2 separate regions of the Mus musculus genome follow, and region 2 is linked to region 1. The links are chromatin loops, found by intact Hi-C in ENCODE. Cell type or tissue: left cerebral cortex. All regions are shown on one strand.

The links. Peaks named below come from ENCODE experiments on the same cell type or tissue, not always from the same donor. Only the 100,000 strongest peaks of a DNase experiment are listed, where the experiment ranks them.
Region 2: it touches region 1 in a loop (2.6-fold over the local background); 10 of 42 quality-filtered maps call a loop at or near these places.

The regions. Positions count from the first base shown.
Region 1 is chr12:98,623,913-98,631,912 of GRCm38, forward strand. It overlaps Spata7 (spermatogenesis associated 7), which reads left to right and starts at 4,230. Exons shown (of 11, transcript NM_001289572.1): 1 at 4,230-4,422. The coding sequence starts at 4,404. In left cerebral cortex, no CTCF peak of the experiment used is centred here; DNase peaks (open chromatin) are centred at 4,212 and 4,778; H3K4me3 peaks cover 2,097 bases; H3K27ac peaks cover 1,244 bases.
Region 2 is chr12:98,320,677-98,328,676 of GRCm38, forward strand. No RefSeq gene overlaps it. Among named protein-coding and RNA genes, the nearest start is that of Gpr65, 56 kb to the left of the region's middle. In left cerebral cortex, a CTCF peak has its summit at 3,678 (motif pointing right); DNase peaks (open chromatin) are centred at 3,681 and 4,001.

The sequences.
Region 1 (8,000 bases):
ACAAATCAAAAACGAACAAATGAGAATAATACAAAAACAAGAAAATTAGCCAAAGAAAAACCATAATAATAAAAAAAATACATGTAGAGATATACATGTTCACACACACAGGAATTCCATATTTAAAAAAAATACCCACAAAAATGGAAGCCATAATATATACCCAAAGGACCCAGGGCAGAATATTTTTATATTTTTATCTGCTTTGATAAGAGGAGCTCGCATGTCTTTCTAGTGACCCAAATCATTGTGTTGCCTTCTTCAGTTTGCCCTCTAAATTTCAGCTCTCGTCAAACTCAGCAAATGCTTACTGGAGGCCTATTATGCACAGTATTACAAGCAAGGTGGATTTTTAAGTTGCTAATGGTGTAATGAATGCCTTAGGGAATCTTAGAATTTTAAGTAACAATGAGTAGGAATAAAATTTTCTGCTTTCTACATACTACCCAATTCTGTCTTTTAAAAAAAAGATTTTATTTTTAACTGAGTATGTGTGGGTGTACACACATCAGTGAAGGAGTCATTGGAGGCCAAAGGTATCAGATGCCCTGAAGCTGAAGTTAATTGTGAGCTGCTGGATGTGGTAGCTGGGAACTGAGCTTGGATCCTCTGCAGGAGCAGTAGATGTTCTTGACCTCTGGCCCACAGCTGCAATCTCCCTTGGTCCCCTTACTCTGTATCATCCAAACTATTGTTGGAGACATAGAATCATCATATTTCAAGTGCAATTTTCTCTCCTCCCTATGTCTTAACATACCAGTATTCTGGGCATTGTCATAACTTGGATTCTGGTTTGTTTGGGTTTTTTTTTTTTCTAGTAAAATTCTTTTTTTTATTTTAAACAATTTTTATTAAATATTTTCTTCATTTACATTTCAAATGTTATCCCAAAAGTCCCCAATACCCTCTCCCTGCCCTCCTCCCCAACCCACCCTGTACTGGGGCATATCATCTTTGCAAGACCAAGGGCCTCTCCTCCCAATGATGGATGACTAGACCATCTTCTGCTACATATGCAGCTAGAGACATGAGCTCTGAGGGTACTGGTTAGTTCATATTGTTGTTCCACCTATAGGGTTACAGACCCCTTTAGCTCCTTGGGAACTTTCTCTAGCTCCTCCATTGGGGGCCCTGTGTTCCATCCAATAGATGACTGTGAGCATCCACTTCTGTATTTGCCAGACACTGACATAGCCTAACAAGAGACAGCTATATTAGGGTCCTGTCAGCAAAATCTTGCTGACATATGCAATAGTGTCTGCGTTTGGTGGCTGATTATGGGATCGATCCCCGGGTAGGGCAGTCTCTGGATGGTCCTTCCTTCCTTCCTTCCTTCTGTCTCAGCTCCAAACTTTGTCTCTGTAACTCCTTCCATGGGTATTTTGTTCCCCATTCTAAGGAGGAACGAAGTATCCACACTTTGGTCTTTCTTCTTGAGTTTCATGTGTTTTGCAAATTGTATCTTGGGTATTCTAAGTTTCTAGGCTAATATCCACTTATCAGTGAGTGCATATCATGTGTGTTCTTTTGTGATTGGGTTACCTCACTCAGGATGATAACCTCTAGATACATTTGCCTAAGAATTTCATAAATTCATTGTTTTTAATAGCTGAGTAGTACTCCTGTTTTTTTTTTCCCTCCTTTCATTGTTATAGGATTTCTGATTTACTTTCCTTAAGCCTAGCTCTCTTTATATTTGGCTCTTCTGAAACAGAAGTCTTAGAAAAGAAAACCCTGACACATGCAGAGTACCACATTTTCTTGGACAGGCAATGTCCATATCATAACACTTTTATATGCACGATTTCCAGCATCCCTTTCATTTACATAAACAGGGACCTGTGGCTCAGCCCGGCTTAAAATTTAATTCATGATCAAACTTGTAAGCTATCCTAGCTATCTTATTTCTATTGCTATGATAAAACACCTCCACCAAAAACAACTTAGGGATAAAATGGTTTATTTCAACTTACAATTTACAGTGTATCATGAAGGGAAGTCAGGACAGGAATTCAAGGCAGGAACCTAGAAGCTGACCCTGGAGGAACACTACTTACTAGCTTGCTCCTCAAGGCTTGCTCAATTTGCTTTTCTACACAATCCAAAGCCATATTACAAAATATTTTTTATTCATCTAATGTAGTTGTACTCTTGGAGGCTAACTGCTGGATAAACTCACCCTTGCTAGGTCTTTCTGAACTCCAGATGGCTGGTTTAACTCAGCTATTCTGGCTCAAACTCCTCCCTCACCAAGATGACTGATTCAAACTGGCTTCTCTCAGCTTCTCACTGAATTGCTCTGTTTGGCTTCAAACTAACTCTGGCAATTTATTCTAATCTTCTTGATCCTTCTCTGGCTTTACCTGCCTCTGTGGACCTGCACTGAACTGCATAAACTCACGAATGAACTCCAATCCACTTCACCACGCTCACTGCACTGACCCCAACTGACTGAATTTAACTACACTGACTCACTGACCTGCCCTTTCAAACATGCTCCTTCCTTCTGTAAACTAACCTTACTTTTATTGCTTGGGATTAAAGGGGTGTACTCAAGGTGTGTCTATTCCAGCCAGAGTAGCCATGTTGCTGGATTGAAATTCCTCTATATGAGCTGCCTAGAGATAGCACTGTCCACAGAGTTCTATAAACGAGCAGAACCCAACAGGATGTGTGTGTGTGTGTGTGTGTGTGTGTGTGTGTGTGTGTGTGTGTACTTATTAAGTCAGCTTACAAATAGCAAATACAGCTGAATTACAGCTGAGAGGCTGAGAACTCAGTAGTTTCTTCATCCTTGAGTGCCTCTGTAGTCAGAGTAACTCCCCCACCCCCACCCCCACCCCATGGTGCCCATCTCTCACTGGGGAGGCTGGCATAGTTGCTCTGTCCACAAGGCTGGATGCCTCAGCTGTCCTGATCTGGTGAAAAAAAAACCTGAAAGAGAGAGCTGCTGAACCTTAGATCCTGATAGAAAACTAAAAAGAACTGATTCTGGTGTGGAAGGATTCAACCACAGCAGCAGAAGAAAGCAACTTGAGGAAAGGACAAGCCAGAAGAGGTGAATTTCAGCCATGACCGTTTACATCTGGACTGCTAGTAGATGATAACACCTTCAATCAGAGTGGGTCTTCAAAATCAAAATTTATCTATTTATTTATTTATTTATTTATTTATTTATTTATTTAATGCATATGAGTACACCATTGCTCTCTTCAGATATACCAGAAGAGGACATCAGATCCCATTACAGATGGTTGTGAGCCAACATCTCAGGACCTCTGGAAGAGCAGTCAGTACTCTTACCCGCTGAGCCATCTCCCCAGCCCCTTCCAAATCATTTAAGGAAATCCGGAAAGCCTCCCTATTCTGGAGGTTCTAACTTTCACTAGGGTGCCATAAAAACCAACCATAATATCTAGACGCTCAAAGTTCAGCAAATCTGGCTCGGAATCCAGTATGCTTTCTGTGACTACAGAGGTTCTCAAATGGGATGTAGTTTCCTCCTCAGGCAACCTTTGGCAATACCTAGTGACATTTTTGGTTGCAATTAGGTTGCAATTAATGGGTTGTGGTCTTCTAGTGGGCAGAGCCCAGGAATACTGCTATATGATACCACAACAAGGACTTATCCATCCAGCCTAAAAGTTCAAGAACGGGTTGCTGAAAAGCCTAGCGGGACAGAATGCTTTCTGCACTCCCTCTACCCCGTTCTGCTCTTATTTCCATGGATACACAATTAACTACTGCAAAAATAAACAACTCGCAGAAAGCAGCGGAATACATCCACACTTTTCTCACTGCCTTCTTCCATTCAAAATGAACCGATCTTTGTGGCTTTAAAGATAAAGGGAGAGCGAGTGCAGGAGCTGAGGAACTCAGTAGGCAGAAAGGAAATTCACACTAATTGCAATGCTTACAATACAAACTTGGGGTTTGGGGCGGGGGGGGGGGGAGTAGCTGCATTAGATAACTGCTGTGTCAAAAGCGCTTGCGCTGCAAGCTTGGGGACTTGAGTTCGAATCACAGGCATCCAAGTTAAAAGTGCTGGCAGAAGCAGATATGACTCTCTTTCCGGACAGTTCACTCTGGATAACTGCCAGGATCCCAGAACAACAGATTGGGACCCGTGGCCATCCTCCCGCCGGCTGCTGGCACTTTCGGTAAGCAGGAGTGCCTGGGGGCGTGGGCGGGGCGGGGCCTAGGAGCACAGGTCCCTGTGTTGTGACGTCATAATCTGCAGCCGCGGAGCTCGCCCTTAGCAACCGCCCTGGCGACTGTCGCTGTGACCCTTTGCGCCCCCGCGGTCCTGGTCTTTTCCTTTTCACCTCCGCTGCGGGGGAGCTCGGCTTCATCCCAGTAAGAACCAAGGGGATACAACCGCGGAGGCCGCAGGAGGACTAAGCATGGATGGCAGCCGGAGAGGTAAGGGACTGCGCGGGTCCAGGCTGCCCATGGCCTTTAAGGTTGCCTGCCACCTCCTTCAGTGTCGCAGGGTAATGGCTGGAACTAGAAACGCCCTGAGCTCAGGGAGGCCCCGCATGCCCGGCTCTTTGATTTACTGCCTGACATCCATCCCCTGATCCTGGGACCCTGCAGCCTGTATCACTTGGGTATCTTCTAGGCGGAATACTAGCCTGGTCTTTGAAATCTAACCTGAGCCCCAGATCAGGCCGGCTGCTTTCACAGAAACGGCGCTCAGTTTGCTCATCTTGAAGGTAGTGGGTAAATACCCATGCCACGGAGTTCTTGGGGGTTAAGTGCAGATAATATACAGCAAGCTCCTGGTGCATTTTAAGTACATGAAATCTTCCACTCCCTCCCTCCTTCTCTCCCTCCCTCCAGAACTGACTCACCCAGAGCTGGTTATAATTCAGTGGCTCCAAGGTAGGAGCTGGGATACTGCATTTGTAATAAACTTCCAATGTGGCTGGTCATTGGACTGAATGTTTAATAGCAAAAGACTACCTTTGAATCGACCTGCTAATGATTAATTAAGCCTTGCTTTCATCTTGCATGCACCTTTATTCTACAATAATTTCATCAAAATAAGTGTTCTGCTTAGCATACAAGGTTGGGGGGGGGGGAGGATATTCAGACACCATCCCAACCTAAGCTCTAGAGGAAAACACACCAAATGCTGTTATGGTCTTCAGAAATGGTTACAAAATAAACTTTAAACCTTTGCAGTGTTCCACCCGTAACCCAACACTTGTTTACACACAAATCCTGTTAAATGGGTATTATTCATATTTTGAAATGAATAAAACAAAAGATTATAAATAATTCCCCTAGTGTCATGGTTGGTCACAGAACAAGCCCCAGACTAAGAAGCTAAAACCCTCAAGTTCTTTTACTTACATTTGTTTAGTAATAGACTTAGTGAGGTTTTAGTGTTTATTTTTAAATGAGGTGACAAATGTAAATGGGTTTATACTTTTAGGTGGCTTCAGTTTTAGCCCATAACATATATCAATAACATCGTTCCTGGTATAAATGTTATATTCAATAAGTATCTGGGCTAGTTTTTATATACTAAATTATAAGTAACCATTCATTTAGTTGAAACCTCAATGCTTAATTTTAGTTTAAAGTAACCGTCTTAGATTCTATTAGTTCCCTCAGCTACTTCAGAATATTAGATACTAAAGATACCCAAGGGGGAAAACGTTCCTCCCTTCCTCACAGTAAGCAAATGCTTTTGTGAGGTCAGCCTTCAAGAGTGTGATACGGCAGAAAGCCATCAGCTTGAAGAACAACTGGTCTTGTATCTAGTCTCTGATAGCAACTAGTGAGGTCTTGTATCTAGTCTCTGATAGCAACGAATGAGGCGTCCTGACAGTTACTTTACGTTGCCAAGCCTTAGTTGTTGAAAAATGGGGAGCTAGGCTTGATCACCTTTAAGGCTCTATTTCCAGTGTCTGACGGGAGGAAGGAGAAAGGGGAAAAAATGAGACTATTGGTCCACCATTCATTGTATATCAGCAACCTGTGCTGGAAAAACAGGAGGAGACAACCTGTTGGGACAGCCAACTGAGAAGAGCTTGGGAAAGGTTTTTTAATCTGTCATTCCCTTGGAAATACCTTTAAAAGTGACCTATTCCTAAAATTGCAGAAATGTTGGGAAAGTACTGAAACACCATTTTTTTTTCCTCAGTGAAGTTTCTTCTGATTGCTAATAAAATCAAATTCTCTAGGAAACTGAGCTGAAGAATTTGACTGTCCCACCAACACCACATCCATCTCATGCAGCAATTTTTAGTCTTAATTTAGACAAGACTGCTCTTTTTCTGGGCATTTAGCTTAAGACTGCTTTCAGATCATTCTGGGTCCAGTCAAGATATAGAACCTGTGCCTAAGTTATTTAAATGAGTAGAAAGGATTGTTAAACAGTCATAAAAGTAGCTATAAGTAGTAATTACTACAGTATTACCTAACACTTGCATTGGCAAAAAAAAAAAAAAAAAAGTCATATCAAGAAACAGAAAAAATGTCCGCATTGGAAGAAGCGATGCCTGAGAGAGGGCCCAGGTAAAATGACTTGTCTAGGCCTCCCTGCAGCCCTGTGAGTTTTAAACATGACATTTATCTGTTAGGAATGTTAGAAACCAGTGAGTGCATATCTTAATGTAAATAAATGAAGAAGAAACAACCAAAAAAGCTGCCTGAGGATTATAGTATTCATGTTCTATATACTAGTTATAATAACACTGAAACTCTGCTCCTTTTTAAATATCATTACCGGACATACAATTAAATTGTGGAGAAAAATTATTTTGTGATGGTGTCTATGTAATTTTCTAATCCCATGAAGTCTGAAAGATCCGACACTATTTTTACATTATTGGAATTCTCTTTAAATATAGTGTGTTTAGTTGGGTACATTGGTGTGTGCCTGTGATTCCAATTGCTTGGATGGCTGAGGCAGGATCACTTGAGTCCAGGAATTCAAGACCAGCTTTAGCCTGGGCCGTATAGTAAGACCTAATCTCAAAAGAAAATAATATAATAAATATAACTCAAAATATATATTATCTCAAAACAAAAATCCAATGTGTCAGTAGTGAACAAAATGAAATCATTATATATAAAGTGACATAAATGACCTATTGATCACTTCAGTAAAAATAAAGTCTCAAAGTAAACCATCCTGAAAATAACTTAGTTTGAAAACAATTCAGTGGAGAGCACTTGTCAGGCACAGACCTCCAATACAGACAGTGCTTCACATAAAATAGCTTGTTTTCTTAAAAAAAAAAAAAAAGGGGGTGTGCACCCATGTGTCGGTTGGGAGCTAAGGTCAAGTGTCTCCCTGGTGTTCTCCGCCTGTATCTTAAGACAAGGCCTCCCACTATTTTATGCCTGTTCTGTGATGAACTATCTCAATGGGTATTCCCCAACAGTGGGAGCTCAAAGGTCTAGATGCGGCCTAGGCACTCCCTCACTGAGACTCTTCACAGGTAATTTTAGGTTGTGTCAAGTTACAACTAAAACTGGCAGTGCCTTTTGAAGCTCATTGGTTCAGCTACAGTAGTTTGTCACAGAGTGTCAGGGACCTATCTGTGCCCACCCTATCCCCTCCAAAGCTGGAGTTAAAAGCATGTGCTGCCAGGCCTGGCTTTTTATGTGGATTCCAAACTCAGGTCTTTCCTTGGTGTGTATGTGACAGCCACTTTATCACCTGAGCCATCCTCCCAACCCTTATTTCCTTAAAAAAAAAAAAATGTTCAATCTGTGGTCATAGGATTTTTCCTATTAGATAAATTTTTGTTGGTAGTAACATAACAATGATTTCTTTTGAGACAGGGTGCTATTATTTAGCCCTGGCTGGATTTGAACTTTTTATATAGACCAGTCTAGCCTGGAATTCAAAGATCTACCTGCCTCTGCCTCTGAACTGCTGGGATTATAGGTATGCACCACCATGCCTAGCTGAATAAAAGTTTCAGCAACTTTATTTAAAAATAAATGTGTTCTTTTTAAAATTCTATATTGTTTTTTAT
Region 2 (8,000 bases), 300 kb before region 1:
ATGACACCATTGCATACACTAGCAAGATTTTGCTGAAAAGACCCTGATATAGCTGTCTCTTGTGAGACTATGCCAGGGCCTAGCAAACACAGAAGTGGATGCTCACAGTCAGCTATTGGATGGATCACAGGGCCCCCAATGGAGGAGCTAGAGAAAGTATCCAAGGAGCTAAAGAGATCTGCAACCCTGTAGATGCAACAACATTATGAACTAACCAGTACCCCGGAGCTCTTGACGCTAGCTGCATATGTATCAAAAGATGGCCTAGCCGGCCATCACTGGAAAGAGAGGCCCATTGGACATGCAAACTTTATATGCACCAGTACAGGGGAATGCCAGGGCCAAAAAATGGGAATGGGTGGGTAGGGAAGTAGGGGGGAGGGTATGGGGGACTTTTGGGATAGCATTCTAAATGTAATTGAGGAAAATACGTAATAATAAAAAATATTTAAAAAAAAAGAAAATGGAGTCACTTTGTTAGCACTTAGGCTGTAGGAAAGCTAACTTTAAAGATTTTATATTCCTCTGTGGGCTGTTTGCAATCATGACAATAGCTGGTATTTTTAACAACTGGTTTTTCCTTGAGCAGAGCTAAGGAATTTTCACTTTTTAATTCTCGTGTCAACACTAAGAGGAAAATATTATTATTAGTCTTTTTGTGTGGAAGGAAACTTTGCACCAAAGAGGCTGAAATCTTGCACAGTAGCACTTAACTGCCAATGGGGAAAACCAGCACACACATTATGAACAAAGGTCATAGTGGGAAACTCTAAACTGTCAGGTATAAGGCTCGAGGGGACACTGTGACAGCATGTATCTCTAGGTAAGAGATTTATCTATTTTATCAATACCAGAGATGGGCAGAAAGGCAGCAGTGTAGAAGGCCCAAATGGCAAATGGCAGAGATGGAGCACCTACCTCCTAGGCTTCAGTGGAAGAAGAGAGGGGAGGAATGGCACACTTCCCACTCTTAGTCTGTAGTTACTAGGCTGTTACTAGGAATATCCAGTAAGTATTCTGTCAAATAATGCCATGTGACTAGTATACTTCTCTCCTAGTGACTCTTACTGTGTGTTTCAAAGGCAGAGAAGTCAAGAATCTAGAAAAATAAGTTTCTTTGCTTCTGGGGACCAAATTACTGTGGATTCTGACAAAACTACTGTTGAACCAAAATGTAGGGGCTTCACAAAAGAGCACAGACATGGCCATCCCTCCTGACTTTTGTCTATTAGATAGGAAAAAAAGGGGGGGGGACGGGACATGGTCATTTTCATGACTCTTTCCTGATGGACAAGGGCAGGGTGGATGAGAAGGGTCTTGGCCCAGGCTCTGGTATCAGAAATTTGGATAAAGAGGTTGTCAATGTGTCTTTGAGGGAGGGCTTTGTGTAAAGGAGTTCTCAGTGATGCCAACTTGTTAAGCAGCTGAGAAGATAGGATGTAAAGATCAGTAGAGTTAAGAAATCTCAGGAAGGAAGATAGTCAGGCCATTGTCATAAAGAGGCAGAATATCAGGGGAGTTCAGGTTGGGGCACTGATTTTCCTTGCTGCATCTAGGACTAATCTAGACTGGTTTACATAGCAGCATCCTATAGAAAACGATGGATTCCTCTTTTTCACAGCAGTTATGGGGTCCAGAACTCTGTTGTTTCGAAAAAGGACACCTATGAGCAAATCTGTTTGGGTTTGGAAGGTTGTGACTAACCTACAGTCTCTAAAAGAGCATGAGAAGGCTGTAGGAAATAGAGATTGAGAAAGTGACAACAGCTCTGCTGACACCAAGGGTGGAAGAGCTATCCAGGCCCCCAAAGAGGGGGAGTAGGTTGGGGAATCCCTTAGAGTAAGGTGAGACCAAGGAGCAGAATGAATCAAAATGGGAAGCAGTTGCTGTTTGGTTATTTGGAAAGAGTTCAGGCTCCGGGCTTTGAAAGGCAAGGGTACAGGCATGTAAACACAAGGCCAACTGACCAGATGGACAGAAGTGGACGTTTCAGGAGGAAAACTGAGAAGTTGGGAAATTAAGAAGCTGTGAGGGAGTGTGTTGAGCGGCATCCCAGTGTTCGGGTTTGCTAAAGGAAAGACAGGCAAGGAGAGGAGCAACTTCAGCCAAAGAACAGGTTCAATACAAGAGGAAGAAGAAAGTGGAAGGAAGGTAAATAGATAAGAGAGCAGGGAGCTCACCACTAGCACACAAACTAGAAGAAGTCACAGAAGCAGGAAAGGTTTGGAGAGAAGATGGGTGTTAGAGAACTTCTCTTGTGGCCAGACATTACCAGAGGTCATTGGGTGTGGGTGTGCCAGGAATCTAGAAAAATAAGTAACTTTAGTAATGGGCATGCTAATTATTATGATTTCGGGAAATTCCCACTATTTAACCGAAGTGGAGGTGCTTCCCGATGGTATAATCAAGTCTAACATAATTGATTGGTGTTCTTTCTATGTAGAGCAAACAGCTAAGCTCCAAAATGGCTGAAATCAGGAGAGATAAATTGACTCAAAGACAGTTTATGAACATAAAGATTAGATGTCTTTCTACAAATGACCTCTGAATAATCTATTCTGAAAACTGGTTTCATTCATTACAGTCATTGACAATTACCTCCTGCCACAATGTGAAAATAGGCTTTATAAATGTGTTCTTTACCAGAAACAGTTGGGATTCACTCTCAGTCATGAAGTTACAACTATCCTGTGCCATCCAGCAACTGTGAGCCAATGTAGTAATTGATCAAAGTTGGTTCTAGATTGATAGAAATCAAGGCAGTGTCTGTACCAAAGACCACACACCATTCTTGATCCACCTAAGATTTACAGAGACTAGTAATGGTTGTTTCAGGTAAACTGACAAAAACATAAGAAAGTGATAACACAAGCTATGTTGCAGATGAGTATTACTAATAAAGATATTTGATCCAACTTGCTCTTAGGAGCTCAATTGCATTCTGTACTTTTTTTTTTTTGACTTTTTATCATCTCTTTATTTTAAAAATCCTTCTTCACATTCACCTGATCTGTACATTTCAACCAGATTTCAGCCAGTTTTTTTTTCCATTTTTATTAGGTATTTAGCTCATTTACATTTCCAATGCTATACCAAAAGTCCCCCATATCCACCCACCCCCACTCCCCTGCCCACCCACTCCCCCTTTTTGGCCCTGGTGTTCCCCTGTACTGGGGCATATAAAGTTTGCAAATCCAATGGGCCTCTCTTTCCAGTGATGGCCGACTAGGCCATCTTTTGATATATATGCAGCTAGAGTCAAGAGCTCCGGGGTACTGGTTAGTTCATAATGTTGTTCCACCTATAGGGTTGCAGATCCCTTTAGCTCCTTGGCTACTTTCTCTAGCTCCTCCATTGGGAGCCCTGTGATCCATCCATTAGCTGACTGTGAGCATCCACTTCTGTGTTTGCTAGGCCCCGGCATAGTCTCACAAGAGACAGCTACATCTGGGTCCTTTCAATAAAATCTTGCTAGTGTATGCAATGGTGTCAGCGTTTGGATGCTGATTATGGGGTGGATCCCTGGATATGGCAGTCTCTACATGGTCCATCCTTTCATCTCAGCTCCAAACTTTGTCTCTGTAACTCCTTCCATGGGTGTTTTGTTCCCAAATCTAAGGAGGGGCATAAATCTCTCATTTGTAGTCATTACAGGAGTGATTCTGGAACCTTCCACTAGAGGGCTTCTACTTACATGTTTTGGAGTCACCAAGTAGACAATCCCCCAAAGCTTCTGGGAGCCTTATGTTTTCTAAAGTGATCAAATCCCATTAAAAAACAAATTTCACCACTTACTTCCCTTTAAAATAGTAACAAAATCTATCACAATATTTCCATGGGTTTTTGAATGAAGTTTGTTAAGAAGGTTAGACTATTACCTATAGCAAGTGATTAGAAAGGGTAGTTTGCCCATTTGAGAAACAAATGTATCTGCCTCTCGAGGTTCTGTTAACTCTTCCATGCTATGATTTTGATATAAATGCTGTCTACAGAGTCAATCTTTGAACACCTGGACTCCAGCTGGTGGCACTATTTTAGGAAATGGTGGAAACATGACGTGATGTCTAACTGGAAGAACTGGGTCAATGGAAGAAGGCGTTTGAAGATTATATCTGGCTATGATTCCCCCCCCCCCTTTTTTATTCAAGTACTGTCTGTGATGAGAGTCTCCATACACTCCTGGAGCTACCTTGTTCTTCCCAAGTTCATGGAGTCAAGCAACATGGACCAAACACTACAATGCTGTGAGATTTTTCACTGCCCCATTCAGAATGGCTATCATCAAGAAAACCAAAAAAACCAAAGGTAAGGATTTACATGTTAGGGTGTGCTCAGTTCACAATATCTAAGTGGAATCTGCCTGATGTCCATCAACAGATGAATATATAGTGAAAAGGAATTTTATCTGGTTGTAAGGATAAACAAAATTCACAGGTGATTAGACAGAACTGGGGGGAAAATATACTGAATATGTTAACCTAGGTCCAGCAGACAAATAGTCCATATTTCATTTCATGAATCCAAACTTTGAGTCTTTAAATTTGTGTGTTTAACCTGGAACACCTGAAAAGTTAGGAAACTTCAATAGAGTCCCAAGGTGGGGCATTTAATGATGAAGGCGTTGTAAAACTGGAAGGCAGAAAAAACTGGAGTTGGGAGGGTTTGTTTAAGCAAGTGGCTGGGAGACTAGGTAGTGGGGAGAGGAGAGAAAAGAGAAAAGAAGGGTTAGTGAAAATAAACAACATGTTAAAAAGCCATATAGAAACCTACCTCTCTCTATATATATGGTTTATAGAGTAGTAGGTTATATAATAATGCAGGGCTGGTGATATATACATATATATCAGGGTTGGTGAAGATACTTTCCCAATATACAATTTTAAAGGATTTGAAAGGGAGATACATGACGTGTCATGGCTGGATAACACTGTTCCTAAAAGCTATTGTTTATTTTTAAAAAAATTCTAGAGCTGGGTGTGGGTTGCTTCCTATGAGGTTCTGGTCAGTGAAACTCAGATGTCCCCAAAACAATACAGTCTCGTGCAGTGTAGATAATAGTCTATTGCTGAAACACCACACAACTTGAAGAGAAATTAATTCTAACCAAGCTGGATGCCTCCTCATTGTTGGCTCTCTTTTATAGTGTTGGAAGGGGCTGTGTGAACTGCTGGAGGAGACTGGCATGAATGAGCTAACCCAGATGTGAACGCTACAAACTGCAACACAGCCTGCATGCCAAGATGTGCACACCGGTGCAATACTGGCCATAGTCTGACATATACCAATAAATAGGAATTTCCCCAAGCTAAATGAGAAAAGACTATAAACAGATGATAGTATCAATGTGCCACAGATAAGCTTGATAAAGATTTTAATTCAGCCATCATAAAGAAAATTTTCAGGTAAGTGAAAATGCATACAACAAAAGAAAAAGAATGTCTTGTCAAAATGATAAAGACATTGAGGGGATAAATCAAAGAGTTTGAAACCAAAAAGAAGAGAAAATACAAGAAAACTAATATGAAAATACAATATGTGGCTTAAAATAACAGAGAAAACAGAGGTGTGGGAAGCCGCCCCCACATTCGCCGTTACAAGATGGCGCTGACAGCTGTGTTCTAAGTGGTAAACAAATAATCTGCGCATGTGCCAAGGGTAGTTCTCCACCCCATGTGCTCTGCCTTCCCCGTGACGACAACTCGGCCATGGGCTGCAGCCAATCAGGGAGTGATACGTCCTAGGCGAAGGATAACTCTCCTTAATAGGGACGGGGTTTCGCTTTTGTTTTTGTTTTTGGGGCTTGCACTCTTGCTCCTGAAGATGTAAGCAATAAAGTTTTGCCGCAGAAGATTCTGGTTTGCTGCGTCTTTCCTGGCCGGTCGAGAACGCGTGTAAGACAGAGGGAGGGGGAAACTTTAAGATACAGAGAGAAAATAAAGGAAATTAAAGAGAACCTCAAAGGCACAAGGGATTATATTGACTCTCAAAACAGAGGAAAAGAAAGTGGGGCCTGAAAAAATATTCACAGAATGACAGATGGAATTTTTCTAACGTGTGGCAAACTAGACATAAGACTTGAGAAACCAAATAAACCCCAAACAAGATAAATCTAGAGAGATCCACACCAGGACACATTACAGCCAAATTTTTGAAAGCTAAATACAAAGAAAGCATCTCAGGAGAGAAAAACAAGTCATTATCAGCGTGGGAGAAAGCAATCAGACCTCCTGAGAGGCTTCACCCAGCAGCAGATGGAGGTGGATGCAGGAACGGACAGCCAAACGCCAGCTGAAGCTTGGGGAGTCTTGTGGAAGAGTTGGGATAGAAGGGAGCAAACTGGAAAGTCAAGGACACCACAGGAAGACCTATAGAGTCAACTAACCTGGGATCATTGAGGCTCACAGAGCCTGGGCCACTAACCAAGAAGCATGCAGGAGCTGGACCTAGACCTCGTACATGTGTGGGTCCCCTAACAAGTGGAGTGGGGGCTGTCTCAGTCTCTGTGCCCTGCCATTGGGTCCCCTTCCCTCTACTTGGACTGCCTGATTGGGTCTCAGTGGGAGAAGATGTGTCTAATCCTTCTGGGATTAGATGTCCCAGAGTGGGGTGGTACCCAAGGGAGCCTCTGCTTCTCTGAGAAGGAGAGGGCAATGCGGGTAAGGGTGGGACTGGGAAGAGAGGAGGGAGGGGCTGTGATCAGGACGTAAAGTGAACAAAAGATAAATTATTGAAAGGAACAACAATAAAATAATGCTTAACTAAATGAAAAGTGGGGTAAAAAAAGATTTAATGGGCACAACCAACAAACCACAACAATCTCCTTGCCTCAATATCTTCAACTAAATCTCATACGCAAATCCATCCGCCACATAAGGTGACCTATCCAGTGATTCTAGACATCAGAAAAAAGCATGTGCAAACTTGGTCCCTGCCACACCCAGACCAGGAAACAGCCCATATGCTTATGGAGAGGTCCACAAGTAGTCTTTCATATTCTCAACCAAGTTACCACAATTTGAGATCGTCATCTTAGCACTTGAGTTGCTGTCTCCTTTGTGTAACACAAACACGCATGAGCGCACACACATATGCACACAGGTTTGCCTAGATCAAAATTCTTAATGTGACATACGCATTAGGATATGCATCCTTAAGATGAAATACCACAGGGAGCAGATAGGAGTACATTTCTTTTCTTTACTTTCTTTTTTTGTTGTTGTTGTTTGTTTCTTTTTATTTTTAATTAGGTATTTTCTTCATTTACATTTCAAATGCTATTCCAAAAGTCCCCCATGCCCCCCCACTCCCCTACCCCCCCACTCCCACTTCTTGGCCCTGGCGTTCCCCTGTACTGAGGCATATAAAGTTTGCAAGACCAATGGGCCTCTCTTTCCACTGATGGCTGACTAGGCCATCTTCTGATACATATGCAGCTAGAGACACAAGCTCCGGGGGTACTGGTTAGTTCATAGGGAATCTGCATTCAAAGACCATCAGAGTCTTCACAGACCTCTCCCAACAGCTCAGTTCTGTCATGGCTACAGGATGGTGAAGCCAGGGGAAGAAGGGGAGTTGAGCTGGTTTCCAAGGCACCTCTGTACTTTCTACAGATGTTAGGACCACTGATCAGATTGGGCTAATATTTATGCTTGGACATTTTGAGGACTGGTTAACTGGCTTCTTTAAGACCTCTCAGCCAAAGAAAGGTATAGAGACAGTGGTGAACAGCCGGATAGACCTCAGGACTCAATTGTTGTCTGGGACTAGCTGTTTACTGTGTCGCACTGGTGTTTCACACAAGCTGAGAGACAAGTGGCTGAAATCAGTCGTATTTCCCTAGGATATTATTCCTGCTCAAAATTCAAAGAACTAAGGAGTATTGGGTCAGGATTGTCAGGTAATATATTCCTAACGACCTTAATTAAGCACTTGATCCCTGGTCCAGCATCCTAGTCTGGGAAACAATGCAGTGCTTTTCGTGGCTCTAAATATCAAGACTG